Regions from separate parts of the Mus musculus genome. Here regions 2, 3, 4, 5, 6 and 7 are each linked to region 1. Evidence: chromatin loops called from intact Hi-C (ENCODE). Cell type or tissue: gastrocnemius. All regions are shown on one strand. Region 1 has its middle 42 kb from the start of Gm34633. Region 2 overlaps Rfx4 (regulatory factor X, 4 (influences HLA class II expression)). Region 3 overlaps Ric8b (RIC8 guanine nucleotide exchange factor B). Region 4 overlaps Polr3b (polymerase (RNA) III (DNA directed) polypeptide B). Region 5 overlaps Polr3b (polymerase (RNA) III (DNA directed) polypeptide B). Region 6 overlaps Rfx4 (regulatory factor X, 4 (influences HLA class II expression)). Region 7 overlaps Gm34405 (a long non-coding RNA gene).

The links. Hi-C counts contacts between places; a loop is a spot of excess contacts. Peaks named below come from ENCODE experiments on the same cell type or tissue, not always from the same donor. Only the 100,000 strongest peaks of a DNase experiment are listed, where the experiment ranks them.
Region 2: it touches region 1 in a loop (12-fold over the local background); 15 of 42 quality-filtered maps call a loop at or near these places.
Region 3: a loop joins it to region 1, with 2.6 times the contacts of the local background. A loop is called at or near these places in 4 of 42 quality-filtered maps.
Region 4: it touches region 1 in a loop (8-fold over the local background); 19 of 42 quality-filtered maps call a loop at or near these places.
Region 5: a loop joins it to region 1, with 2.1 times the contacts of the local background. A loop is called at or near these places in 8 of 42 quality-filtered maps.
Region 6: a loop joins it to region 1, with 2.5 times the contacts of the local background. A loop is called at or near these places in 16 of 42 quality-filtered maps.
Region 7: a loop joins it to region 1, with 2.6 times the contacts of the local background. A loop is called at or near these places in 12 of 42 quality-filtered maps.

What each region holds. Positions count from the first base shown.
Region 1 is chr10:85,043,710-85,047,709 of GRCm38, forward strand. No RefSeq gene overlaps it. Among named protein-coding and RNA genes, the nearest start is that of Gm34633, 42 kb to the left of the region's middle. In gastrocnemius, CTCF peaks have their summits at 1,813 and 3,100 (motif pointing left); DNase peaks (open chromatin) are centred at 1,798 and 3,061; H3K4me3 peaks cover 1,301 bases; H3K27ac peaks cover 343 bases.
Region 2 is chr10:84,834,328-84,838,327 of GRCm38, forward strand. Rfx4 (regulatory factor X, 4 (influences HLA class II expression)) reads left to right here. Exons shown (of 18, transcript NM_001024918.1): 5 at 966-1,027. All of the region lies in intron 2 of Gm40728 (a long non-coding RNA gene), which reads right to left. Among named protein-coding and RNA genes, the nearest start is that of Gm40728, 27 kb to the right of the region's middle. In gastrocnemius, a CTCF peak has its summit at 2,006 (motif pointing right); a DNase peak (open chromatin) is centred at 2,038; H3K27ac peaks cover 183 bases.
Region 3 is chr10:84,928,322-84,932,321 of GRCm38, forward strand. All of the region lies in intron 2 of Ric8b (RIC8 guanine nucleotide exchange factor B), which reads left to right. Among named protein-coding and RNA genes, the nearest start is that of Ric8b, 13 kb to the left of the region's middle. In gastrocnemius, a CTCF peak has its summit at 2,377; no DNase peak of the experiment used is centred here; H3K27ac peaks cover 1,328 bases.
Region 4 is chr10:84,639,885-84,643,884 of GRCm38, forward strand. The region is part of intron 9 of Polr3b (polymerase (RNA) III (DNA directed) polypeptide B); the gene reads left to right. Among named protein-coding and RNA genes, the nearest start is that of Gm17249, 19 kb to the left of the region's middle. In gastrocnemius, a CTCF peak has its summit at 1,891 (motif pointing right); no DNase peak of the experiment used is centred here.
Region 5 is chr10:84,708,682-84,712,681 of GRCm38, forward strand. All of the region lies in intron 23 of Polr3b (polymerase (RNA) III (DNA directed) polypeptide B), which reads left to right. Among named protein-coding and RNA genes, the nearest start is that of Rfx4, 45 kb to the right of the region's middle. In gastrocnemius, a CTCF peak has its summit at 1,596; no DNase peak of the experiment used is centred here.
Region 6 is chr10:84,843,443-84,847,442 of GRCm38, forward strand. It overlaps Rfx4 (regulatory factor X, 4 (influences HLA class II expression)), which reads left to right. Exons shown (of 18, transcript NM_001024918.1): 8 at 759-922. All of the region lies in intron 2 of Gm40728 (a long non-coding RNA gene), which reads right to left. Among named protein-coding and RNA genes, the nearest start is that of Gm40728, 18 kb to the right of the region's middle. In gastrocnemius, no CTCF peak of the experiment used is centred here; no DNase peak of the experiment used is centred here.
Region 7 is chr10:84,512,669-84,516,668 of GRCm38, forward strand. It overlaps Gm34405 (a long non-coding RNA gene), which reads right to left. Exons shown (of 4, transcript XR_380642.4): 1 at 3,648-4,000; 2 at 3,014-3,142. Among named protein-coding and RNA genes, the nearest start is that of Gm34405, 3.0 kb to the right of the region's middle. In gastrocnemius, CTCF peaks have their summits at 1,601 (motif pointing left) and 2,977 (motif pointing right); DNase peaks (open chromatin) are centred at 1,605, 2,978 and 3,946.

The sequences.
Region 1 (4,000 bases):
AAAGTGATTTCAAGGCCAAAATGGGCTACATACAGTGAGTTCCAGATCAGCCTGAGCTATGGGTGAGACCCTGCCTCAAACAATAAAACAAATCTTTCACGAGAACTCTTTTTACTACAAACGGCTTTGGCTATCCTGTATTGTCTGACTGTCTGTAGGCATAAGTGCTAATTATTTTCTTATTTTAAAATTATCTTTCTGTAAAAAGCAATCGGCTTTTAGGCTTACAGTTTTAGTCTAAAAGAAGGACAGTTTGTATAGTACCTGGTCACAGCTGCATAAACGTTTTCTTTAAAACTTCACACTCTTTGCTTCTTTAAAACTGAGGGTAGGGGGTTGTTAGGAAACAGTGTGTCAACAGTTTCTTTCTTACAAAAAAAAAAAAATCGGTTGGATTGCCTGTTGTATAGGCAGTGTCTTTTGTTTAAAAAAAAAAAAAAGTTTTAACTCCACAGTGGAAAAACTAACATTGTCACTAGGATATGACGAAACCATGGAGAAGAACTAGAGATCTCGAGGCTCGGCAGAATGGCCGGCGGCATCTGGTCCCAGGCCCTTTCTCAACAGCCTTGTATGCCCTATTCAGAACGATTGTTGGCATGATGTAGACAAATTGACGCAAATTAGTTTAGCACGGGCTAGGCAAAGTTTAAGCTTGTTGAGCAACACACGTGGACCACATAGCAACAGCTCCCAACCCTGTGCACAAGTGCTGGATGCGAAGTTGGCCAGGACCCTGCTCAGCCAGAATGAAAGCGAATTGCAAATCACTGGTCAGGCCTCGGAAAGAAGACAAGGGGAGGGGGCAGGAAGCTGGCAGTGGAGACCGGAGCCCCCACACTGACCCTGAAGGCCCGGGTACAGAAAAAAATGTCTCCTGAAAGTGCCGCTGGCTATGCCTAACCCCCTCTCCCCCCAGCCTCCGGTTATTTCACAGCCACAAATCCTCAAAGGACTGGCCCCAAAGATTAAGGGGATTCCGCCACTTTCCTCTTTACTTTGGATTCAGATATTTCAAGACAATTCCTTTGGGGCTAGTGTCACACAGACCACCTAGAGGGACTTTCTAATTGTATTTACAGTAATTTAATTACACCAGGGACAGCTTCAGAAGGCAGGATTTACCAAGATCGATACTGTGGGTGCCGCTGGTAGGGTTTCGGATCTGTTAAATCAACAGGAAGAAGAAGGGGGGGGCACTTCAGAGCGTAGAAACCTTTGTAGATTTCCTTTTGGGGAGCACGGCTGGGTGGGTGGGTGATGGAGACGTTTGCCTGGGGTCAACAGCGTTCACGCTTTTGTTCACATTACTCTAGATTCTGTGCGTGAATTCTGCCCGCCTGCTCCCCACCCCCGCTTGCACCGCAGACAGGGCACCAGAAGTCAGCCTGCATTTAGTTCAACTATCTCTGGGTCTTGGGACTTGGTGAGCAGTTTCTCTCCAGCAGCAGAACTGAGTGGGAAACAGAAAGACACTTATTTGCATCCTCCTTCTTTTGAATTGTCATTTTCCAAACAAACAAACAAACAAAAACAAAACAAAACAAAAAGCTTTTACACAAAACATTAAAAAAATTTCCAATGTACCTATATGTAAAAAAAAAAATGCCGTAAATATTAAATCATTAAAAAGCAGGTGATCTGCATGCAATTCTGCTTTTAGATTGTTTGAGTAACTGGTCAGGTAAACTTGATGGCTGCTGCCTTTCCTTCTGGAGGGGTCTCGGCCTTCCCTTTTGAAATGGGAGGGAAGAGCCTGCCTTGATCCGGAGCTGGTCGGGGACTAAAAGCAGCACGCGCTTCTACTGCCCTCTAGCAGTCTGCCTGGGTTTATTAGCATCTAGATCTTTCTGAGGCACTCCAAGCGGGTCTCGGTGGAGGGGTGACAGCAGGAACACTAACTTCACTGGATATGTGCACATCTTCTAAGCTCTTAAATACATTCCGAGCAACGGGAATAAATATACAAACAAACACTTATGCGCTGAAAAAAAGTAGTCACGAAGATAATATACAGGGCATGATAGTTGAGGAGCGAATGGGAACCCTAGGGAGGAAAGAGAGGGAACGACCATGGTCAAAGCACAGGATACATGCACCTATACCTTAATAAAATCAGTATTGGGTAGAACGAATAAGAAACACGTTAAAAAAGAATGCTAGGGAACATTAAGAAGAATAGTTAAATAATCATATGCAATTTGACCTGGAACTATTTCTTTTTTTAAAATTAAACTATTTTATTTATTTACATTCCAAATGTTGCCCCCGCTTCCTGGTCTCCCCTCCCGAGTTCTTCACCCTCCTCTTTGCCTCTGAGAGAGTACTCTTCCACCCACCCACACCCTCCCTCACCCACACCTCCCCTTCCCCCATGATCCCCCTTCCTTAGGGCATCAAGTCTCTACAGGATTAGGCACATCCTCTCCCACTGAGGCCAGACAAGGCAGTCCTCTGCTACATATGTGCAGGGGGCTTGGACCAGCCCGTGTATGCTCTTTGGTTGGTGGTTTAGTCTCTGGGAGCTCCCAGGTGTCTGGGTTAGTTGGCACTGTTGGTCTTCCTATGGGGTTGCCCTCCCCTTCAGCTCCTTCAGTCCTTCCCCTAACTCTTTCTTAGGGGTCCCCGACCTCAGGACTTGGAACTATTTCTATCATGAACGAATGAATAAATGGTTTGGATTTGAGATCATAATAAGATAGTGAGGCTATGTTGCTGCTTTTGTCAAATAGAGAATGTTTTAAAAGTGGGGCAGGAAAGGAGATCTGCACACTGAGGGCCATCAATGTTTACTGTATAAGTCTATGAGGTGAGCCCTCCCCTCCCCCAATGAAATCTCCATTCAAAGTAGCAAGTATCTTCAGCTGTGTTTTACATCTGCTCGAGCAGCAGAATTCAAATTAAATGTGATGTTATGTGCACAGACTTCTCTCCCTGCATCTTTCCCCAGCTCTGTCCTGACAAAGGGATAGGTTGTGCTCTTTGTTTTTATGTCACCCGCAGGTTTCCATACATTAAAGGTATTGAAGTAAACGCTAACACCAAAGTGCGATTTGCCTGCTTGGTTGGCTCAACCGTTGTGAAGAAATCATGAGACACTGCCACCTGTTGGAGATGCCATGAATTATTTGCATTTTAGGCAAAACAATTTCCAGGTTCAAATTCAAAATCAGCTGTGGTCTCCTGATGAACTTACATGATGTTGAGTGTCTCCATTTTAACCCCTATGTCTCTCTGTCTGCTTTGTATCTTCTGATAGTCTTCACCATAGCTAAGTGCAGTGTGTGTACCTGCAGTCCCTGAAATCCAGCAGTTGAGGCCGAAGGATCCAGATAACCCAGGGACATCCTTGGCCTCATAGTGAGTCAACCCGGGCTAGATGAGACCCTGCCTCAAAAAAGAAAAACACCGTGTGTGTGTGTGTGTGTGTGTGTGTGTGTGTTTGTTGGGGGGGGGGGGGTTGGATTCACTGCTTCTCGGTCACGTGACACATGACACGTGACATGGGCTGCTTCCCTGTTCCACTTCATCACAGGCCCAGAAATACAAACCCAGACTACCATGGACTCATGGATTTGCAGTTTACTCATTTTGTTTACACTATCCTAAATGGATTTACATTTGCTGGGTGAACTTGTTGCCTTTGTATGTGAACATTGATGCTACTGGCAGCCTTACAGACAGCTCTTCTTGTTTATAGCCACTTTTCTGTTGGTTCTCTTTGGTTTCCTGAGTTAAAATTATTAGCAGTTACAAGTGTATGAGTCATACTCCTTTTCTTCCCCAACGTATAACTTTTGTTTTCTTGTATTTACAACTGTGATGAGTGTGGTGAGTAGCTTGGACTATTTTGCAGCTTTAGTGTAATGCTTCCATGAAACACACAGTTGGAGCTTTTGTGTTTTTGTTTTGAAATACATGCATGGCTGTGTGTGTGTGTGTGTGTGTGTGTGCACATAAACCAGCTGTATTGGCACCTAACCTCAGCATTCTGAAGGTA
Region 2 (4,000 bases), 210 kb before region 1:
TGTGCCTTGTGAATGCAAATGCATCCACCTCACAAGTGGCAGAGCCAAGATGTAATCCAGGTCCCCTTGTCTCCCCAGTGCCACCGCATAAACGTTTCATTATATCACCTCACCAAAAACACCATCTCAGTAAACACCAACGAAGGAGGCCTGCTGGTGCATCCCTACTTTGGCAGACGGCCTCCTCTCTGGACTTCTTTCAGGAGCATGGTTGTCCAAGCCACAGTAATTATGATAGTCTCCTCTGGACAGGGATCAGAACCTTATCTTTTCAGTCCACAGCAAGACCAAGCTTTCCCAAGTCCCAACTCTGAGCAAGCAGGGTCTTTGCTCTCACACACGCTATATTCAAGTAGCAAGAGAGGCAATTGGTACTCAGTGAGGAAGCGCTCTGGCTGCACTCAGACAGAAGCCTTCCAGTAGAACCTGGAGACGCAAGAGACAACTGTTGCTACTGGACACTGGTTGGTCCCAGGAGGTCTCTGAGCAGGGGCATCTTGTTCAGAAGCCCCAAATGTCATCTGCAGAGATGGAAGCAAGTCTGTGAGATGTGGGTGAACTTCCTGTAGTGAGATGTGGGGGTGGAAAGAGGCCAACTCATAGGGACAAAATCGGGATGGTACACAAGGCCTAGTTACAGGACTGAAGGTGGGTTTGGCTCCAAGTGTGATGGCGGTCTCAAGGGAGAATGGTCTATTTTAGAGCTTCCTGGGATTTCCTGTGTTGTGAATAAGAGGAGATAAAGCATGGTAGCCCGGTGAGATTTCCCACTGAGCCCCTCAGGGTCTGAGCCCCACAACTGCCAATGTACTGTCCACCTGCCCCCTCCCCCACCCCAACACCAGGAGTCTGTGCCATTGTGTTCCCAAAGACTCCTAGCCAGTCTTTGCACCGGCACCGGCTTGCTTCCCCTTTCAGTCCTGGTACACCACTGCTCCTGATGGGTTCTTGTGTCGCCCTTACAGATCATAAGGCAGCAGTTTCCTCAGCTAACCACCAGAAGACTCGGGACCCGAGGACAGTCAAAGTAAGCACGGAACAGCCACAATGCCTTCATTCACAGCATCTGTCTCTGGACCTCGAGGCCAGACCCCAGGATGCTCCTCAGGAGCATGGTCTGCAGGCCCGTGGGGAGGTCTGTGCCTAGAGTGGGGGACTGTGGAGGAGGTCTATGACAGCCAGCTTCTCTCTCAGCACCCTTGAGAGGGAGAGGAGAGAGAGGGAGAGAGCCTGGCCATCCAAAAACCTTTGGCCCAGCTGCTCGATGCCATCTGACTCTGTGCCTCCTTGTCCTCGGTTGTCCTCTGTAAAGCAATCTTTACATATTTCCAAGGAGCCCTGTGATCTCTCAGACCATTTCCAGGTTGCTTGGAGTGTTGAAGTAACCTCTGCTCTGAGAGCATACAGTGGGCCACAGGCACAGACCAGCTCCAACAACGTGGGGGGATGGGCACGTGTTTCCTCCCCCTCTGGCTCTGTGGTTCCTTCCAGCCAGCCAACACTTGAGGAGACAGAGGTCCTGCTCTGCAAGCTCAAGCTCACCACAATCCTCTTGTCTGGACCTCTCGCATGAGATCATAGTCCTGAACCATCACGCCTGGCTTGCCAGGGACGTTCTGATATGTAAGACAGACATGAAAAGAAGACTCAATGTTTCACATCATAGCAGAGAGTAAGAAAAGGGGAGGGAGAGGCACGGGGAAGATCTTTTGGAGGAGATGATGGTAAAGAGCAGAGGAAGTGAAGTCGTCCCCCCCCCCCCCCCCCCCCCGAGAATTCCTGTCTCCCAGGTGTGTATCAGAAAGGGGGGCTCAGCCCGTCCTACTCCATCAAAGATACACAGCAGTTGCCTCTCAGGATAGTTTAGAAACTTTCAGGGGTCAGGAAGTGTCACTTGGAAGAGAGGTGGCCACACAAGTGTGGCCAACCCAGTTCAACAGCTCCCTTTCCTGGGAGACTTCTAAGAACCTTTATCATGCTAATGTGCACCTTGACTCCACTAGAGGGTGCCTTCTTCTTATGCGGCATTCTAGACCTTTGACAACTGTAAGTGAGAAGGCAGCACAGTGAGCCAGCAAACCCGAAAACCTCTTCAAAAGGAAGGAACATCACATCTCCACATAGGTTGCAGAAGTCATGTCTGGACAGAGGGGGTTAGGGGTTCAGCGTTGTGGAGGGGGAGGGTTGGAAGCACACCCACACACTATTACCCCAGAGACAGAGCCACTGAGCAGTAGAACTTGGGTTTTTGTTGTGGAAGGGAAGGGAAGAAAACAGATGATCAAAGTTGGGAAAACCCTGTTATTGGTAAACTCTGAAAATAAGACTGTGTGTGTGTCTGAATCTATGTGTATATATCTGTGTGTGTGTCTATGTGTTTGTATGTCTGTGTCTATGTGTATATGTGCCTGTGTGTCTATATATTTGTGTATAGGTGTCTATGCATATGTGTGTGTGTGTATCTATTTTTATTTGTGTCTATGTCTCTGCATATGTCTATCTGTGTCTATATGTGTATCTCTCTCTCTCTCTCTCTCTCTCTCTCTCTCTCTCTCTCTGTGTGTGTGTGTGTGTGTGTTTATCAGAAGCTCTTGAGAGAAATTCCAAAGGACTGTCCAGAAAATTTTTGAACAAAGGACATCTTGAGATAATTTCTCAGTGATTTCTTTCCCAGGGTGACTACACTGAAGAACAAACTACTTCATTTATAAAGAAAAAGTCTGGTGTTTTGTTTAAAAGCAAGGTTGTAAGAATAGAGTGCAAAAATCTTTTTTTTTCTTTTTTTTTATTATTATTAGGTATTTTCCTCGTTTACATTTTCAATCTTTTTTTTTTTTAATTGTTTGCTGGTGATCAAAAGTGGATAATTCAAAATCTCGGTCGAACCAGATTTAAGCTACTCCAGGTGACATCTTTCAGTCTTCCCAGGATTTTGGAGTCTGAGGCAGGAGTGTGAGGCCACATGTTTAAAAGCCAGCCACCTGAGTTACATAGCAAGACCTTGTCAAGGTGGGGAAGAAGATGAATACAAAGATGCTGGATAAATAGGAAAGTATGGAAATGTTTGTCTAGCCTGTGGTCTTTGGAAAACCACTGGCTCCAATATGCAGTTTCTGATTTCTAAGGAGAATAGGAATGGTAGAAAGAGTTGGTAAATGTGGAGAACCAGAAAGGGTAGAAATAGAAGGAGCATGCACTTGGAGAACAGTCCCCTCTGAGGAAAGCCTGGTTTCTGTTCCTCTTTTTCTTTCACCTACATGGTGGCAAATTAGGCATCATCCATTTTTAAAGTTCTACACACAGCCATATTCTACTGTCTCCACGAGGACCCCCCATGCCCAGCCAATCTAAAGGCAATGGGATGTTTCAAGCTGCAAACTGAGTCTCCAGGCTGCAGCGTGGCCTGTCAACATCCCTCAGCAAGTCCACTCCTATAGATGAGACATAGGTATGTCTAGCAAGGAGTGCTGACTCTCCCTTCAGAACCTAAGTAGCAAAACCAAGACGGGACCAGACCAGAATAGTGTAGCTTTCCTGTAATTGAAGATCTATGCTACATGCATAGATTAACCAGGAAATAAATGGTTCTATCTTATGATAATGTAACTATCTCATAATGTCATATTAAGATATGGCTGTCTTGACCTTAAGTTATAAGAAACATTTTAAAGCTAAGGGGGTATGCTATATAACTGTCTTTCCACCACAAGGTACCTCTGGAGTCCCTGGAACCAGCCCCTCCCCCACAGATTGCCCACAGACGGAAAGGCAGTTATGTGACAGTTGAGAAGTAGAAGGCCCAGACGGTAGATATTAGCTCAACACAAAGAACTTTCTGGTAACTACATCGGCTGAAAATGAACTGGGCTGCCTTCGGAGGGCCTGAGTTCTTCATCCCAGGAGGCATGAAGATGGAGGCAAGCTGCCCACTGGGCAGAAATTTCACAGAATGGTACCAGCAGGAAGGGGGCTGTGAAAGGGAAGGTTACACGCACCCATC
Region 3 (4,000 bases), 120 kb before region 1:
AACAAGAGTCATTAGGGACCTACGTAGGTAATCTTCATTAATGCAAAACATCACCAAACAAACCCATTTCAGTCTCCAAGGGTTAAAACCACTAGTGACACTTTGATGCCTCCAGTGCCTTTCAGATACTGACAGGGAAACTGCAGGACAGCCCCATGCTCACAGCTGTAGAGGCTCTCTGTGGAAACAGAGCAGTAGGCACTGCACTGAGCCCAGTGTGGAAACGTAAGAAATCAAATGACCATACAGATCCTTTGCTGTCCTGTACTGTCCTGAATGTGCTTCCAGAGCAGCGGTGCTCAGCCTGTGGGTCATGGCCCATTTGGGGATCACATGACCCTCCTCACAGGGGTCGCCTAAGAACCTCAGAAAAACACAGACATTTGTAGTATGACTCATAACAGTAGCAAAATTACAGTTATGAAATAGTATCGAAGGTAACTTTGTGGTTGGGGTCACCCCAATATGAGGAGCTGCATTAAATGGGCATATATAGCAGTAGGAAGGTTGAGAACCATTGTTCTAGAGCCTTCTGTCAAGTCATTACATTGGTAACAACAAATCAAGACTTTGCTCGCTTTCATAAAGGCAGTGCTGTGCTAGAAAAATCAACCAAACATCCACCCATAGTAATATCTTTCTAATATTAAAAAAAAAAAAAACCAACAACTTTGTGACAACCTAGAATAAGAGGCAGTGGCGCCTCTCTGCGTAGGGTGACAAGTGATGCTCTCTAGATCTGGTCCCTGACACTTCTGCTGTAATTTTCAGTTTTACAGAGGTTTGCTTCTCCCTCTAGTGCCATTCAGTGTGGTGGGCATTTAACAATGAGACAAATGCTCACACTGCTGGAATGTGGTGAATGAAGCCTTATACAGAAAGGATTCTTCAGTAGGCATAGTTCTTCTGTGTCTACTCCTATGTAGCTGTCTCATTACCTTTTGAAATATAGTTTGGAATACTTAAAATTATGATCCAATACCTTGTTTTATCTCTCTCTCTCTCTCTCTCTCTCTCTCTCTCTTTTTCGAGACAGGGTTTCTCTGTGTATCCCTGGCTGTCCTGGAACTCACTTTGTAGACCAGGCTGGCTTTGAACTCAGAAATCTGCCTGCCTCTGCCTCCTGAGTGCTGGGATTAAAGGTGTGCGCCACCACGCCCGGCTTGTTTTACCTATTATTTCATCACTGTTGAGACACTATTTAAGAGTCACGCTTAAGGCTGGAGAGATGGTTCAGCAGTTAAGGGCACTGACTGCTCTTCCTGAGGCCCTGAGTTCAAATCCCAGCAACCACATGGTGGCTTTCACAACCATCTGTAATGGGATCTGACGCCCTCTTCTGGTGTGTCTGAAGACAGCTACAGCATACTCATATACATAAAATAAATAAATAAATCTTTGGGGAAAAAAGGTCAGGCTTAAGGTAGGAGCTAGCAAAGGGGAATGTATGTATTTTCTTTAAGGAATAAAGTTGGCTGCAATTCTAATGTCTGTGCATCTGATGCAAATCATGACAGGTGCATGTGAATTATTGCAGTTTGGATAGAAGCACCTGCTTATTTACATCCTCCCCTACAGTGGCGGGCTGCGATTAGCTGTCAGTGCACACACACATGTATCGTGCAGATCTGTGGGCTGGGGGAAAGCAAATGGTGAATAACCTGCATACCCGCATCTTGAGACAGCGAGGGCTCTTACTTTGCTTTTTAACCCAAAATGTTTCTCAGAAAGCAGTAAAGAGTATTGCAATAAAAGTTGATAAAGATATGTCATAAAATGAATTGGGTTGGGTTACAGCTCAGGGACACAGTTTGCCTAGCATGTGTGAGGCCCTGGGTTCAATCCTCTGTCCGGGGGTGTGGAGAGGAGTAGAATGTTTGACCCTCTTTGACCTGTACCTGAGAATATAGCATTATCACCGGTGGAAAACCTTCCTGTATATAACTAACATCATCTTCCTCAGAAGAATGAGCACTAACATACCTAAAGTACAAGCATGTTTCATAGCTTTAGACTCAGTTCTCTTAAGTGGTAGGTCAGTTGCTGAGTTGAAATTGTGAGCTCTTCATGGGGACAAGAAGCCTGGATTATTTACCCTGGATTCTTAGCTCCCAGCACTGCATGAGGCCCTGGATAGGCACCTACACTAATGCAAGTTAAGATGAGGGGAAGGAACTTGGAAGTTGAGTGGAGGCTAGAATTCCTGTGAGTAGAGCATATTGTGTGGTTCTGTGTTTTACGCTCTTCTAGTTACACATCAGAATTGCAAAATACAACTCACAGTGTTGTTCACTGAGGAAGCAAGATACAAAAGTATATTTCAGGAGTGATCACGGCTTGGAGTTCTGCTAAATCCTACACAGAGAAGTGCAGCAAGGAAGTCCACTAGATGCTGCTGCTTGACTGTACTGCTGTGGAGTAGGCTTTTTTGGTAAACTTTTGAATCATAATAGATTGAACTGATTTAAGACCATAATTATTTAATAACACAGTATAATACAATTGTATTTTAGAATAGTGTGATTGGGGGCATAAACATAAACCAGTGCTTTCTGGATTTTTTTTTTCCAAAATTGAACTTTCTTGATTTCTTTATTAAATTAGAGTAGTATTACTTACAAAGCCAGTTTATATAGTGAAATAAATGTATCTGAATACAAAAGTCCATTTTGTTATTTCAGATACATCAGTTTTTAAGCTTTCCCTTTTAGGCGTGGATCTGCATATTAGAACATGTGTCATTTACACGGTTCCTCAGTGGTCCTTTGCACTGGGACCCATGCTAGGCTTAGATTCCTGGCTTGCTGTTAGCCTGTGGTACTTGGTTTGATGCATACTCAGTTACAGATACATAGGTGCTAGCGATTGTCACTGCGGACTGTGGAAAACGAGTGGCAAGTGTGTGAATTTCCTTCCTCCAAGGGAAATGTGCCAAGGCAGAATTGTTAATCCTTGGCTTTGAATCCACTTGTAGGTAACATAGCTCGAGGCATGGATGCTTGTTCTGAAAGCCTTTGTTCTTACTCTGGTCAGCTGAAAATGTCAAAGTAATTAAAAAAATTTTTTTAAACAAAAGCTTAATATTATGTCTAAATTTGAATCAAAATTTGTTGGATACCTTTACCTAAGGGAACACATAGGTACATAGTACAAATAAAGTGCTCAGTCTGAAACCAGTCTCTTCCAAGACAGCCTTTTAGTGGGGAAAGAGTACAGCTGTAGAATGCTTTCTAGTCTAGCCAAGGCTCTCAGCGCCTGACTCCCTGCGTCTTTCCCTCTCCCAGCTCTCCCCCAACTCAGCTGAGACTGCTTTTTAGCATATCCAAGGTTTTGCGTGCCCCTCACCCTACAGATGATGACTTTAAATACTTTTAACTCCATTCAAAGATGAGCACTCAATATCAGGTACACACCTCAGGTTTTTATTTTTAAAGCTCCTGTCTAGCAGGACCCTAGTACAGATCTTAACTGTTAGGCAGAATGAATGCCTAGCCATAGTGCAAATCAAGCCATTTGCGCTTTATTCCAGACTGTACCTTTCACTGTAGATGTTTTGCCAGATAGGGGAAAAGGACAGAAAAGCTCTTCTAATTTAGGGTTTTCGCGTGATCTTTAAAAACAATGACTGTGTGTGTGCACATGCATGCTCATATGCCCACAGGTGCACGTGGGAATGGACATGACATGTGTGGTGAGACCTGAGATGGGGACTCTCTCTAGTCCAGTTCCTGGAATGGCGGCTTCACTCCCACGTTGTTAGGAGCTTCTGCTGTGCAGTGGCTGCGTTTGCTGGTCCTCCTGTCTGTACCTCTTGTTTCTCTTTAGCAACACTGGCTTACTGATGCAGTCTGGCACGTCAGAACTCAGGTCATCAGGCTGGCCAGCCTGTGCTTTTACTTATTTACTGAGCCATCTTCCTGGGTCACCCTATGTGATCTTTATGTTACTTTTTAGGGTACCTTCCTCGGGGGATAAGAATAGTGGAACTGTGGAGTTGGGG
Region 4 (4,000 bases), 400 kb before region 1:
GAATTCCTCTGGTTTGGTTTCTATATTAATCAAAATGTTTATCACATTTTATCTATTTTTTGTGCCTTCATGTAAGTGTTGACATGTATGTATGTGTGAATGTGCACAGTGTATGTGTGGAGGCCACAGGGCAATCTGTAGAAGTCAGTTCTTCCACCATGTGGATTCCAGATGAACTCATCAGGCCTGACAGTAGCACCTTTACCCGCCCAGCTATCTCACCAGACCTAGTGTTCTTTCATACATAATTAGCATTTTGGTAGGTAGTGATGAGTAAGCCTTTCTCTACCCTCTCCCTAACCAGACAGTGCTACCAAACACCACCCTATTACTGTCTCCCATGAGTCTTTCAGGAGCTAGTTTGCATATTCATGAATAGAAATAGATCTGTTTTGTTGATGCATGCAGTGCACATTATTTTACACTTAGCTCTTTTTTGGCTTTGTAACTCACATCTTGGATGTGCCTGATCGTTGTACATGCAAACGTGACTCTGACAAAAGTAAAAGAAGGAAGAAAGGGTTTATTTTGGTTCACAGTTAATCATGGCAGGAAAATTAAAATGGCAGAAGCCTGAAGCAGCTGGTCACATTGCATCCATGGTCAGGGAACAGAAGGATAGATGTGTTTGCTCAGTTCACTTCCTCCTTTTCATGAAGTCTGAGATCACAGCCCAGGGAATGACATCACCTAGAGTGGCTGTGTCTTGCCACCTCAGTAGTCTAATCAAGACGGTCCCCCAGCATGTCCAGAAGCCTGTCTCCGGGTAGCTTCTAAGTCCCATCAAGTTGTGTGTCGGGACAGACTGTGCATGGCCATGAGAGCCCTTGATGTTACAAACGTGCCCTGACATGTCACAGGGACATCTGTAGGCTCTATCCAGGACATTCTAGATCTGTTCATTCTTATAGACTTCTAGATTCTCTTGTCTCTAAATAAACTGGTATCTTTACTATACAACTAGATGCTTAAAAGTTTGTTCGAAGTGTTGGCTTAGAACCTGAAAAGCAGTTTCCTGTAGAAATGCTGAATTGATGCTGTTCTCGGAGAGCTCCTGTGGCCACTTACCATGTGTGAGGTGTACATGTGTATAGCGTGGAGCTTGATGACTAGCTTGGCTGATCAAGAGCCCAGATGGTCTCAGGAGGCTCAGCACAGCATGCCAAATGATCCTAGACACTAGCACTGCTCGGTGGCCGCCCTTCCGGTTCACTTTAGGACTTAGCATTCCTGAGCCATAGTTGCTTTATAGTAGAAATCCCTTCTATCAGCAGGCAGAAATCTCCAGCAGTGGCAGTAAGCTGGTTAAAACGGAAAATCATTTGGGGTAACAAGAGACTGAGCCTCTACTAAAGAAAGATGTTCCCAGAGAGCATGAGAGTCAGGGAATCCGACTTCAAGTCTGGTTTGTAGTTTCCGATGGGCTCTGCCCTTGGTCATTCTCAGGTATGGACTGGATGCTGACTAGACAGGTTCTTTAACTTGAGAAATAACTGTATTTGAGATGCAGTCATATGAAAGTGATTCTGTGGGATATTTTTTATGTTTAGCTTAATATGCTTCTGAGTTTTAGAAAGGATTGAGTCATTAATTTTCTTTACCAGGTGACAGTGATAGTCAGAGGACCATTTCATCAGTAGTCCAGAGAGTCTCACACATGTCTGCTGTCTTCCTTTCTTTGAAGTTTGGATGTTCACGCACAGAAGGAATTGTGTGTGTGTTTGTGTGTGTGTGTGTGTGTGTGTGTGTGTGTGTGTGTGTATTATAATATAACAAGTCTGTGTGATGGCTTTTCTTAGAGGAATCCTACAGCTCCCAAAGTGTCTCATGTACATACACAATGATGGAGAAATGTTATTTGCCAGCTTCGAATTATATCTTCAGCAGAGGGCAGTATGTCTCCATGTATCCATGGGACTTTTTTTTTCCCCCAAAGTTTTTGAATGTGAATAGCATTTCTGTTTTTAGACTAAGAGTGTTAATTACACAGAAAGTATATGATCTTTTTACCATGTGTAATGAGATGCATACATGGATTAAAAATCTGGAAAGCTTTTAACATTCCTTTTTTTATCTACATGACCAAAGTTTAATAAAACAATTTCTCCTGTTACAGATTTGTTTAATATTTATGTTGAAAATATAAACAGATATAGCTGACTTAAATTCTATCTAAAAAAAAAAGAAAGGCTATGAGTTAACAGTTTGTCGTTTTTATGATGTAGCCAGTTGAAAAATGAAGAGACGCTCTAAAGGGTGAAGCTTGTTTCTGTTATACAGCTCTTTTTCTTGTGACTTGTAATGAACGTAACAACTTATTTGTATTTTACTTACAGTAGACGATGGCTTCTGTCTGCACCTTCATCGTTAGGGATTTTTATGTGTGTAATTTATTTTTCAGTTTCCTAAAGTAGGATTTTAGGTATATTTTTCTTTTTTTTTTTTCAACTCAGGTGTTTTCAGTCTTAGACACATGCTGAGACTTTGAAATGTGGTCATTATTAATGTACTTTCCAAAAATGTGTTTATTAATTGATAGGACAAGCAGTGTCTAACGTTTAAGATAAGCATTTAACCCCCTTTTCTTTTGATCGCATACAGTTGTCACTCTGGGTCTCCCCTTCAGGAGTGTTCAGTCCACTGCTGAAAACTTGTGTTTTTATCACCTCTCACATCTCTCCCTGGGTGGCAGCGCAGGGTCCTGGAGAGTTTACAGACACACAGAGTAGCCTAAATCTCTGCTTCTCCACTTAGTAGCTATGTGATCTTGGGCAGAATTCTCTACCTCTCTGAGTCCTGAGTAACTCATCTTTCAAGAGAAAACTCACCTCTGAAGCCCAAATGAAATCACGTGTTCCCAGGATAGAAGGCTTTTCTCTTTGCTCAGCCTTCCTTACCCACTTTTGTCAGAGCTGAGGAAAATAAACTGGGGCTCTAGGAGAAGCACGTCGTTTCCCCTTGTGTGTGGTGTGGCCCTAACCCAGCCGTTGACAGTCATTAGGACACGATTGTAACCAACAATTGGCTAAAAGCAGCAAAAGTGGCAGGGTTTCCCGATGCCCTGGTGAGTCTGAGTCTGACCATTTGGGCTTGTGAGGCCTGGAGCAGCCGTATTTATGGGTCTGAATCACCGCCTAGGTTCTCCTGCCCGTGAATCTTCCCCTTTCCCATTTTATGTCACAAGCTTTCAGCACTGGCACTGCAGTGGCATCTGTAGCCCCAAAGGATCTTGGGAGCGAGGCTTTGTTTCTAGGATACCAACTTCTATGGGTGCTTTTTGTCTTTAAAGAGAAACAACTGCAGATTTAAAGGAGTCATCGATGTTCCCTTATCTACCAGGACTGCTGCTAGCAATAAATAATTTCAGCTACTTTACAGAAAACCAGAGCTTGGCTGTATTTCTTAGTCGCCTTCATCAGAATCCTTACACAGTGTATATCAGTGTCTCTCCATAGGTTCAAGTCATTCTCCCATGCTCACTAGTGTTTTCTTTTTCCTACCTTTAAAAGTTATACTTTGTCTATGTTTGAGAACAGTTTCATGCTACTTTTTTTTTTAAGATTTATTTATTTATTATATGTAAGTACACTATAGCTGTCTTCAGACACACCAGAAGAGGGAGTCAGATCTCATTACGGAAGGTTGTGAGCCACCATGTGGTTGCTGGGATTTGAACTCAGGACCTTTGGAAGAGCAGTCTGGTGCTCTTACCTGTTGAGCCATCTCACCAGCCCATCATGCCACTTTCTAACTGACCATGTGACCATTGGTGACTTTCAGACAAACATTATCTCGGCCATTTTTCCCTAAGGTTATTATTGTACAGCATTTTCTCCTGACTTATTTATTAGTGGGAATGATGAGGTTTCAGGAGTACAAAGAGTTCCACGGAATGCTACTTTTCAGGTGCCTAAATTATGTCTGTAAAGCAAAATGGGTGGGCATTTTGTTTGTTTCCATGGCGACGCGATCATCTGTTTGTAGCCATGGCTGCTGAAGG
Region 5 (4,000 bases), 340 kb before region 1:
GATATTAGCCCATTGGTTCTTCTAACACAATTAATTGCCTGATGGAGCACCTGATGGAGGTAAAAAGACTAAGCTCCTAAGGCTTTATCACTTTTCTTCCTTTCTAGTCAAACACTGACGGCCTGAATAGTATCTGTTAAACAGAAGAGCATCAGATTAAATTAAGGTCACCTGGTTCTTTGTTATCTTCCCTCCACTGGAGTGTGATCCAAGGAGAGATGAACTCTACAGATACCATCTCGTCATGTTCATAAGCCTCATGAACATGGCACAAGTCGTGTTTGTTCCTTCACAGTCCAGACCACAGACTCCAGACTCCTGGTGCCATGCAACTGTAGGGAAAAGGCTCCCTTCCTACAGTGCAACTGTAGGGAAAAGGCTCCCTTCCTGCTGTAACTGTGGGAAAAAGGATGACTTTCTCTGTCCTCCCAAGCAGTGTGAGTACATGGCCTCCTGATGGTAAAGTATCTCCCTACGCGAACCCCAGTGAGTTGGTTAGGCTGTAGTCAGTGTGATGTGTTAGGCTCTAGCAGCCTCCCTGTGATGTGTCCTACATGGCATTCAGCTGCAGGGAGTGCAGTTATGCTTCCAGCATTTGCTCGGATTGATCTATGTCAGCTGCATCTCCTGCCTAGAGTTGTGTCCTCACCTCCTTAGAGTGTTTGTCACACAGTGCATCTGAGTGCTGTGTGACAACCAATAGAAAACTGCATACTAGTCAGCCCTTTCTGGGGGTGTCTCCTCAGAAATAGCTCTTGCATTAAATAGATCACTGCAGTTGTTTTTTTTTGTTGTTTGGTTGGTCTGGTTTGGTTTTGGTTTTTCGAGACAGGGTTTCTCTGTGTAGCCCTGGCTGTCCTGGAACTCACTCTGTAGACCAGGCTGGCCTCAAACTCAGAAATCCACCTGCCTCTGCCTCCTAAGTACTAGGGTTAAAGGCGTGCGCTACCACGACTGGCTGCAGTTGTCTTGATAAGGCTTTAGCATGGTAAATTTTTTTTCTCTTTTGGAGTGGTTTGTTTGTTTGTTTGTTTTTGAGACAGGGTCTTGCTGAGCAGCCCAGGCTGGCTTTGAATTCAGAATTCTCCTGCTGCTCCAATACTTGCATTACTGGCATGAGCTACAACACATTGATTTTTTTTTTTCTGATATGTTAACTTGTCTATTTAAAGTGTTCCAGCACACAGATCTAACCCATTAAAACTAATAGGTCAGTTACCATAATATTAGTTATTAGAAGTGCATTCTAAGAAAATGAAGTGATTCATAATTCCAGCTGTATTTTCTCTGGACAACCTGTACCTACATGATTTTTGGGTTGCTCTCTGAAGCCGTAGAAATAAAGACAGCAGCTTGGTAGTGGAACCTGCAGTACCTGGGTCCTCTGAGAGTTTCCCTGGACTCCATAAGTTCTCCTTCTCTGCCCTTGGAATTAGTGTCAGTGCTGATGGAGTGACACTCTCTTGGCAGGGCATCGTCTGCTCCTAACTTTCCCGGCTTCTATTTTTCTTCATGAATTTGTGTTTGCTAAGAGTCCTGTGATACAGTCTGTGGCCTAATTCCCAGTTGCCTCCAGTGAGTACATCAAAGTTCCTGAGCAAAATGTATTTGCATTTTGCTACCAGGAGGCTGTGCTATAAACAATGGAGTTGAGACATCAGCACCGGCCAGGGGATGAAATTTTATTTTACAATCTGAAGTGCTGTGTAAGCATTTAAGGTATGAATCGGTAATCATTTCCCAACAGCTCCCATTAGCCATGCTTTCTTTGCAGCCCATCCGCTTTCCTGGGATGCAGGGTGGGAGTTAACTCTCTGGAGCACACTGCGTGGCATTTGCATTTAAGCCAGCATTCAAGGGAGGGCACCACAACTTTCTAAAGTTCTTAGTGCCAGAATGGACCTTATGCCTCTGCTCTTTGATGAAACACAGTTTTAATTTTTCATTGCAAGAAAAGAGAAGAAACCTTCCCAATGTTGTGAAGATTACATATTTCTAAACCAGAGAAATGTAAAAGAAAAAAAAATATATATGGGGGAAAAGTGGGTTTCAAAGGTCAGGAACGTTCTTTACCCCTGATGGATTCAATAAAATGCAGACTTTAAAAATCATCTGTCTAATTTGAGATTCAAGATCATCAAATTCTGTCTAAATATTTTGTTTTAACTTCTAAGCTCATTATGGCCCCTTTGTGTTAACTTGTATTAAACTCTGTCAGCTATGACTGGTCTCATAAGCACAGTCAGTGGGGCAGAATAAGTTAATTATTTACTTGTGTCACTAGTGCTCTTCATTTAATGAAATGCACAGCTGTGTTGGATCTGCAGTTGGATGTGTAGCTCCCATTGTTCAGCAAGTCAGCAGAGGGGAGAAGCCGTGGTGATGGAGAGTCCTCGCCTCTCTCTGCTGCTCTGGCTTTCTGTGTCGATTTCATGGGTCTTTTATCACTCGCTTTCTCACAAAACAAACAACACAGGGCTGTCTGCTATGGGAACCATCTTGGCATATAAAAGGGGTTTCAGAGGCTCAAGTAATTTTAAGTTAGCGAAGATTTAATTTTTGGCTTACAGGTGCCCCTGGTTCAAATATAACCAAAGCAATTCTATTATAAGACGGAATGGAAAAAAAAAAGCTCCTTGTGTATGTTTTTGTCAGCAAATGTCAGAAAAAGGCAGAAGAGAAAACAAAACAAAACAAAAAAAAAAAAAAAAAAAAAAAAAACTTCCCAAAAGGAAGCTGTGCTGTGAAGAGTAATCGGGCCCAGAGGAAAATGACTAGATTCTGACTGTAGGAATGAGCATGTATGTCATCTTAATAGCCTGGTGAGGTTAAATCAGCTCAATTAAACACGTCAACTAAAACCAGGCTACCAAGTCTTCCGTCTTCCTGCCATCCCTAAGTCCCAGCCTGCCTGAACCAGTTCCCACCTTCTCCTGGTGGTGTGGAGGGTGGACCGCAGCCTCTCCCAGGCTGACACCAGCATCCCTGTGGGTCCTGCCTGAGAGGCGCTGCCTTTTCTCTTTGGTTTTGTGTTTAAGGGCTATCGGAACCCTGACTCTCACCAGCCTTCCCAGGCTCTACCCCGTCCTTGTGGAGATGCCGAGTCCAACATGTTGTTCTTTGCTGTACAGTAGTGGCCTCAGGGTACCTAGATTTCTGATTTGCTCTCTTTCAAAGTAGGCTTCAGTGACTTCCGGCCTCTGTCAGATCCTTTCAGTATGGATAAGATGTGGCTTTAGAGGGAAGGGACACGTCACACAAGACAATGGCACACAGCTAGATTTGAGCTACAGCGTAGCAAGTGAGTTTCTGTTATTTATACAGGAAAGCATGAATACCCATGGTATGATTAAAAAAAAAAAAACCTTTTCAACCAAAATAAATATCAAAGAAACTGTACGTCTGCTCTGGAATCCAGCTCTACACGCCCTAGCTGCAGTCTTGTTGGCAGCCACTAGAAAGCAGAGTGTTAGCACAGTGTAAAGAAGCAGGCAGGCTTGTTTCCTCTGTTTAGCTCTTCATGATATGCACATCAAAAAGGTTCCATTTTAAGACGTTTGGGGGTCCTGGGGATGCTTGCTTATCATATCTTAAGTTTTAACTCCAACACGGCAATAGTAACAACTTAGTATTTTTTTTAAAGTGGCTTTAGTTATATAGAAGACAAACAGGAATGAAAAACTTGGGTTTTTTTTAGTAGGTCCTGAAATGGGTTCGTTCACACCCAGGGGAGAGGCGTTTTCTTTTATTGCTGTTTCTGCTGTTACACTACAGTGAAAGAGCATCAGTCTCTTTCCTCTGAGCAGTCCTGTGCAAGCCTTCCAGCTCTTAGATACATTGTAACAAATTCTGTCCCACTCATCTTCCCAGGAAAAACAAATCAGAAGAATTAACAGCTGTGTAGCAGCAAAATCTCTGCAAGCTTAGAACACTGTTCCGGCCTGCTCAGGTCTGCTACCCTAAGAGAATGCGGGTGGAGTGCTGAGCTGGAAGGCCCTCT
Region 6 (4,000 bases), 200 kb before region 1:
AGGCATGCTCTTCTTGGAACATCCACTCAGCCACTTGCTTCTCCAAGTCCCTGCTCAGAACATCATGCTAAGGGCGACTCCATTATTTTGAGTGCCCAGCAGAGCACTGCTCTGTGTCTTGGTGACATGTGGCAGGTGTTCCACGTGTCCCTCTGGCTTACTGCGATGCTGTCACCACCTTTAACTCCATAATGGCACCAGGTGCACTTTGGGAAAATGGGAGTTTGGGATATGAGAAGTTCCTTGCACTTTGCCCGGGTTTGGGGCAGACATATTTGAATTTGGGGAATTTTGCAGGTAGCAAACACTTCTTGCCTCTCCACCTGTAACTGCTACATCCTTCCCCTTCCTTCCCAGAATACCCAGGAGCCACGGGGGGGGGGGGGGGGGTGGACGGGGGGGGGGGGGGGAGGTACGTGGGGGTGAAAGAACAATGGGTGTTAGTGCTCTGATCTTTTAAAAAAAAACAAAACAAAACAATAACAGCAAAACCTGTCCAGTCCTCCCTACTTAACTCAGCTCACAGCGAGCAGGCCTAACACCAGGCTGCAGGGGCAGGCAGGCCAGCAGTGGGCACAAGTCCCACAGCATCCCAAGCCTGGGCAGCTCCCACTGCCCCGGTGCGGGAGGGGGCGGGGGGGGGTGAGTAGAGGAAGATGGAAGATGCTGCTGAGCTGCCTGTGCTGGGGAGGGTGGAGACGCAAGGCTCCGCAGGGGCGGCTTTGTCTGAACCCTCTTCTCTCTGTGGGTCAATGCAGGTTCAAAGTTTCCTTCTGCACTTTTGGCAAGGGATGCCGCCCCACATGCTGCCCGTGCTAGGCTCCTCCACGGTGGTGAACATCGTGGGTGTGTGTGACTCCATCCTCTACAAAGCCATCTCCGGTGTGTTGATGCCCACGGTGCTGCAGGCGTTGCCGGACAGGTGAGTCAGCTGGGTGTCTGCCTGGAGCCCAGGCATCGGCTAGTACTTGATTTTGTTTTGTTTTGTCTTACCTGTTACTGTAACAGGGCCTTTGTAAAGATCAACAGTAGGCTTTTCAAAACTAAAGACTGTAAGCTGTGAATGCAAATAAAATGCTTCTACTCTGAAAATGATTCCAACTTCCCAAGGTAGGGAATGGTATACAGCGAAATGGTACAACCACTTCCTTGGCGGGCATCTCGTGCTGTTCATGTGTCACTAGGACACAGAACATGGCTTTTCTTACTGAAGTGCTGCCGCTGTGAGGACTATTCTGTGCCTTCCTTTCCTCACACAAACCCACTGCACCTCGTGCTTCCGCCGAGCAGGTCCTCTGGGGTCTCCACCACGCTCCACGCTGCCCGAAGGACAGTAACGGCAGGGCGGTCTCTCTGGACAGCTGTGTCTTCTCAGGACTCTGCTCCCTTGCCCTTCTGGCTCACCCCAGTGTGCGATGGTCTCCCTACGGGTTTTTTTCTGTGTGTCCACCCTTTCTCAACTGTCTCCTGTAAATAAGATCTCCCACTTCCAGGAGCATTTGTTTCTGGGGACATTCCCTACACACTCATAATTTTTTGTAACAGCGGGGGCTTCTGCCATAATGAATTTTAGTGATTCTCTTGGGATTTTCTGTCTAACTGACTACAAGGGGTGCGGGGGGGGGGGGGGGGGAGGGTGGCATAGTAACGTGTATTAGCTTCCTGTGGCTGCTGTTATAAACTATCACAAAATAGGTAGCTTAGAGTAAGCCTTTGAAGGCTTACTCTACCCTTTGGGTTCTTCTTTTCCTGGCCACATTTTCCTGAGTGTCTCTCAGGATTAATTAAGCTGTTTATAAGGCTGAACATTTTCTGTTTCCCTGTCGCTTTGTAGAAAGTTGGCCTTACATGTGTAGACACACTCCCAGACTCTCAGTGATATCCCAGTCCTCTACGGCCAGCCTCCACCAATACCACACTGCCTTGGCTATAATTGGTTTTATAGTAGTCTCAAAACAAGTGATAGGACGCCTGACTTGTTATTCTTTTTCAACATCGTTCCTTTGCTGTGGCAGATAACACTTGCAGAATCTCCTAAAAGTCCTGTAGGATTTTGATTAAGATTGTCATGAGTTTATAAATAAAGCCAGAAATAATCAGCTTCTTACTAGTATTGATTCTAATCCATTAACATGGTTTATATTTCTTATTTTACGTGGATTCTCTTCAGTACTTCTTCAGTTTCCAACCATTCATTACTACTTTATGTAGTTTGTGTGTGACTCTTTTGTCATGAGATGTTATTAAAGTCAATTATTCTAATAGTTTTTATGGTAGCTTCTTTGGGGGCTTCCCGAGGGTATTAATGTATAATCTAGGGTTTGGGAGCATTTTGTTTCGTGATGTCCAATCTCTATACTCCTTTCATCCACAATGCTATTACACTGGCTAGGACCTCTAGGTGACAGTGGATGCCTTCACATTTTCCCAGGTCTCAGAGGGAACGTATGTAGCATTCACAGTAAGATGTGGAAGGTCTCGAGGGGTCAGCAAAGTTCCTTTCCATTCCTGGTTTGCTGAGAGTTTTTATCAAGAAAGTGTTTTGAATTTTGTTAGATTTTTTAGATTGTTTCAAGATCATATACTATGTTTTTTCCTCCTTAGTCTTCAAAGGAGGTAGATTTCATATTGCTTTATTTTTAAATATTGTAGCAGACTTTCATCTTCAGGGTAAATATACTTCATTGCAGTTTTAAAATGTATTGCTAGATCTGAATTGCTAATGTTTTGTTATGGATTTCACATTTCAATTTATAAATATTCCTACTTTTAGTCCTTATGACTTTCTCTTTAATCAATAGATTATTTTAGGAATGAAATATTTAACTTTTGAGTATTAGGAGTTATGAAGATACTATTCTGTTATTAACTTGTGTTTAATTTCCCTGTAGTCAGATTGGATACACTGCATGATAACACATCTTTTATGTTTATTTAAGCCTGTTTAGTAGCCTGTAACATGGAGCATGTTGGTGAGTGTTCTGCGTGTACTAAAAACGCTCAGGTGTCGCTCGGTGATGTGTCCAGTAAACATACATCTGTTAGGCCAAATTGATTGACAGCAGTGTTCATGTTCTCGTTGCCCTTAATGACTTTCTCTCCTTTGTTTTACTAACTCCTATCTCCAACTTGAATTATAAATTTGTCAGTTTCTGTCCATTCTTGCTTCATTTTGAAACTCATTTGTGAAGATTTGTAATTAAGTACATTTAAATTGGAGTGTTCTGTCTGCCTGGGGAATTGATTCCTTTTTATCACACACATGTAAATTGTTGCATTTGTGTTATTCACAGTAGATGTTGTCCCTGGTAACAGTTCTTAGTCAGAGTTTGCTTTGGCTGTAACATGGGTACTAGAGCATCTTAAGGAACGCTGCCTTTTCCAGCTCACCCCCCAGTCAGTCTGCTCAGACACTGGCCTTCCGTCTAGCACAGAGTGGGATCTGAAGTGTTTGCATATCTAAGTTGCTGCTCCCCTGCCCCGAAGCCTTCACATTTAATGTGTACACATGGTTGTTCAAGCCGTCCTTCTTGCTAGTTGTCTTAGCCTCCCCGGTTCTGTTTAAAATGTCTTCATGTGTCTGGTTTGGGGCTATGTTTTATCATTCTATTTATCCCCACTAGTTTGTTATTAATCTGTTTTCCTTTAAAAAAAAAAAGCAATAGTTGCCTTGGTATATACCTGTTTTACATTAGTGTAAGAATTCTAGTTGGATGTGGTAGCATATGCCTTCAATCCTAGCACTCCAGAGGCAGAGGCAGGTGGATATCTGTGAGTTTGAGTTTACTATGGTCTACATAGTGAGTGCCAGGATAGCCAGGGATGCATAATAGAGAGATCCTGTCTCAAAAGGATGGACACACACACACACACACACACACACACACACACACACACACAAACACACACACACACAATCCTTTTCCTTAGACAATTTTCTTTTAGACTGATGGAATATCGTAGCCAGTCTTTTATATCCACCTCCATTCTCATGATTGCT
Region 7 (4,000 bases), 530 kb before region 1:
AAGCAATCATCATCTCTTCCTGGCTTCAGCTAGCTTCCGGCAATAGTCTGCAGAAGACTGAGCCTGCTCGTAGTCAGTCATGGAGTAAGGAGGGGGACTCTTAGGCCTCTGCTCCTTTCTACTTAGTAGACTACTGACTACTGAAAGGTTCTGTGGGAAAGGGTAGTGTGGTGGTTTGAATAATAATGGCCCTCAGAGGATCATAGATTGGAAGACTTGGTCACCAGGGAATGGCACTATTAGAAAGTGTGGCCTTTTGGGGGTAGGTGTGACCTTGTTGGGGTAGGTGTGACTTTGGTGGGGTAGGTGTGACCTTGGTGGGGTGGGTGTGACTTTGTTGAGGTGGGTGTGGCTTTGTTGGGGTAAATATGCCTTGTGGGGTAGGTGTGGCCTTGGTGGAGGGAGTTTATCACTGGTGATAGGGTTTGAGGTTTCAAATGCTCAAGCCAAGTCCAGTCTCCTCTCTCTGTCTCTCTTTCTCTGTCTCACTCTCTCTCTTCCCTCCCTCCCTTTCTCCCTTCTTCTCTCCCTCCCTCCCTCCTTCCCTCCCTGCTGCCTGCTAATCCAGATGTAGAACTCTCAGCTACCTCTCCAGCACATCTGCCCACACCTGCTTCCTGCCATGGCCATAATGGACTAAACCTCTGAACCTGTGAGCCAGCCCAAAGTGAAATGTTTTTCTTTATAAGGGTTGACATGGTGTCTCTGCACAGCAAAAGAAACCCTAAGACAGGTAGTTACTGTCTTCAGTTGTATACCCACAGTAGGGTTCAATATAGCCACGGATCACCCTGGTTAAGCTCAGAAAGTCACAAAATAAAGCAAAAGAATGAGAAGGGAGGAAAAAGACTAGGAAGAGAAGAGAGGAAAGGGCAGCAGAAACGAGAACGGATTATATACATGTATGAAATTGTTCAAGAACAAGCTTAGTGAGGGTTTCCCAAGCAAAGATGAGAGATGCTGGGGCCGTCGGGGCTAAGCCTAGACTGCCGACCTCACTTTCCGTCTCTGCCAAGGGACACCCCAAAGCCACCACAGGCTTAGCATCAATCCACTTTTGGAAGGAATGCCCGTCTCCAAAGAAAGCCACCCCTACTATTACAAACTGCAGAGATGGGGAACCACCAGCGTGTGGTGTTGGCATCTTTAACGGTGTCTTTGGGATTAAGCATTGGTCACCCCAAGAAAGGCCAGGTCACAATCTCATTCCGAACTCTCAACAACTTGGGGGGGGGGCCTTTGATAACCCTCCTAACTCAAACATGTGATTCTGGGGGAGGCCATTCAAGGGTTTTCCCCCCTGTTGGGCTCACTTAAAGAAAGTTGAGCCCCGCACAAATAAATTTCCCAGCTACACCTACTGCTTGGCCTTGTTTCTTATTTCCTTGGAATCCTTGACTGACTCTGCTTTGTTCTCTCCTGTAGGGATTACAGAATTCTCCACTAGAAGAGATCATGAGGAAAATTGGGGCCAAGCTTCATATCTGACAGGTAACAAAGATTTCCCAACAAAAAACAAAGATTTCCCAACAAAATGATCGAGAACCATCAAGGCCAGCTGCCTGGCCCCAACCTGTCCTCTGCACCACACTGCCCTCTCCTGGACACATATGGAAACAACCACTGGGAGGCATTTGATTTGTGGGAGTCTTGCCTAATGAAGGCTTCCTTGGGGACTAGTCATAAGTGTTGTCTCCAAGCTGTCTCTCTGCAGACTTCCCTCCCTCCTGTACTCCTTCTTGCTTACTGGAACCCCAGTTTCCCTCTCTGAAGTATGAGAAGAAGATAAACGACGCCGGAAGCTGGTAAGAAAGAACACAGAGGCCAGGTTGGGCTGAGGGAGGACCTGCCTGTGCCTGAACTCTTAGCTAGAAGACGCCCCCTCCACACCCCCCACCAACAACAGTGCAACAAGAAAACCCAAAGCTCTTTGATGTATGAAGCTCTGACATCACAGGCCTTAAAAGAGTCCCGCAAAGCTCAAAGCTTCCATTCTTCAGGGTAACAATTTCCATGTATTCATCTCAGAAACTGCAAGGATCAAAAACAAAAAACAAAAAAAACAAAAAAAAAAACAAAACAAAACAAAAAAAAACAAAACAAAACAAAAAAACCTCCCAGTGCCTTCAGGAGCCAGAGACCTAAATGGGTTAAGAGATCAGTGAGAGTGAGTGGGTGGGAGCCATGGACTCTAGAGGCGACAGTTTGCTACAAGCTTTGTTTCCCCAGCTCCCAGCATTCCCAGCACTGTGGCCAATTGTTACGTCCCAAGTGGAAAGATTTGAAAGTACTTCAAACCTTACACCAACGCCATGAAGTAAGTAGGTGTCGCCGGCTTCACATCCATTTGTTAAGTGGGGAGACCCAGGCATAGAATACAAGAAGTGTTTCCACGGGCAGACAGATTGGTAGGGGTGTGGCTGGAGTTTGAACACAGAACCCAATTTCCTAACTGCCAATATGGGGTACACAGGATGAGCTTGAAGGCTCGGATCCCGGGTGCATTTTAGGAAACAAATTTTTTATCAGAGACAACCCATTCCCCTGGCCAATCCCCTGAGCTGTACAACATGTGTCCCACCCAGGGTGTGACATTTAACACATGCACAATTTGAGAGGTTATCACCGAATACTAATATCCCAATTTGGCTTACCGGTCTAAAAGTCTCTCTGCCTGACCTTCCAGGCTAGATGGATTGGGGAAGAAGAAAGCTCCTTAGAGCCAATGTTCCAAAGATTCATATGAACAGACCTCTTCATCATTAGGTTCTCAAAGGGAACTAATTAGGGGTGTGTGTGTGTGTGTGTGTGTGTGTGTGTGTGTGTGTGTGTGTGTGCTGTAAAGGTGTTTATAGCACAGAAAAGTGCACGTGTAGGTCTCTTCAAATAGTAGCCTTGGGGCTGTATGTAATGATGCCCTAGCTCACACCAGAGTTTAAATCATACCATTCCTGTGATCCCAGGATCAGACACTAGATGGCACCACATTCTCCCCTGATGCTGAACCACATACCTCCTAACAGAAAAAATTCAGTAGCTTGAGCAGCCTTGGATTTTTTTCCTGATGGGTCTGTACCATCTCAAGGTGAAGAGACTTCGTCCACTTCATATCAATAAGTAAGGGGGTGCTGTGTGTCAGTCTCTGGTGGGAACAGAGGCTTGGTTCAGACAAAAGCCACTCACCTCCCCCCACCCCCAGGGATACGGCCAATCTCTACCCCTCCTCCTCACCTATACAGCCCTCCTCCATTCTCCCCAACCCTCCAGCCCTCCTCCCCAGCCCTCCTCCATTCTCCCCAACCCTCCAGCCCTCCTCCCCAGCCCTCCTCCATCCTCCCCAGCCCTCCTCCATTCTCCCCAGCCCTCCAGCCCTCCTCCATCCTCCCCAGCCCTCCTCCATTCTCCCCAGCCCTCCAGCCCTCCTCCATCCTCCCCAGCCCTCCTCCATTCTCCCCAGCCCTCCAGCCCTCCTCCCCAGTCCTACCCTCAGGAAGTTCCCCAAGAATCAGGACAGGCTACAGAGTCAAGGAGAGTTGAAGGTGAGAAAGACTGTGGAGCTCAGAAAAGGGGCAAGTTACCCAGAGCAGCACAGCCTGTCAGACCAGCACCCTCATCCAGTGTCCTCCATCCTGACCTTATAATTCTACCTCGGAACTCCTCTCCCCATGAGAGCCAATTAAGAAAATGAGAGGTTGGAACTTTCTAAATATCGGTGTTTCTAAGACTGACTCCATGCGAGCACATGGCCTAAGACAGGGGAAGCTGCACCCAGTGTGCAACCATCACTTTCCACAGAACATGACCAAGTACCCCAGCACAGGTGGCTCTGCCCTCACCACAGGCCCATTGCCCAATCGGCCTTGCTCAGGGTGTCAGGAACCAACACGCTCGCCTGGCACAGCCTAGAGGAAGTGCCACACCTTTTGCAGCAGCTCTGATCCTTCACTTGCTGCCCGGCGCTTCCAATCGTTACTTAGGCTGGCACGGGGCCAAGACAAGT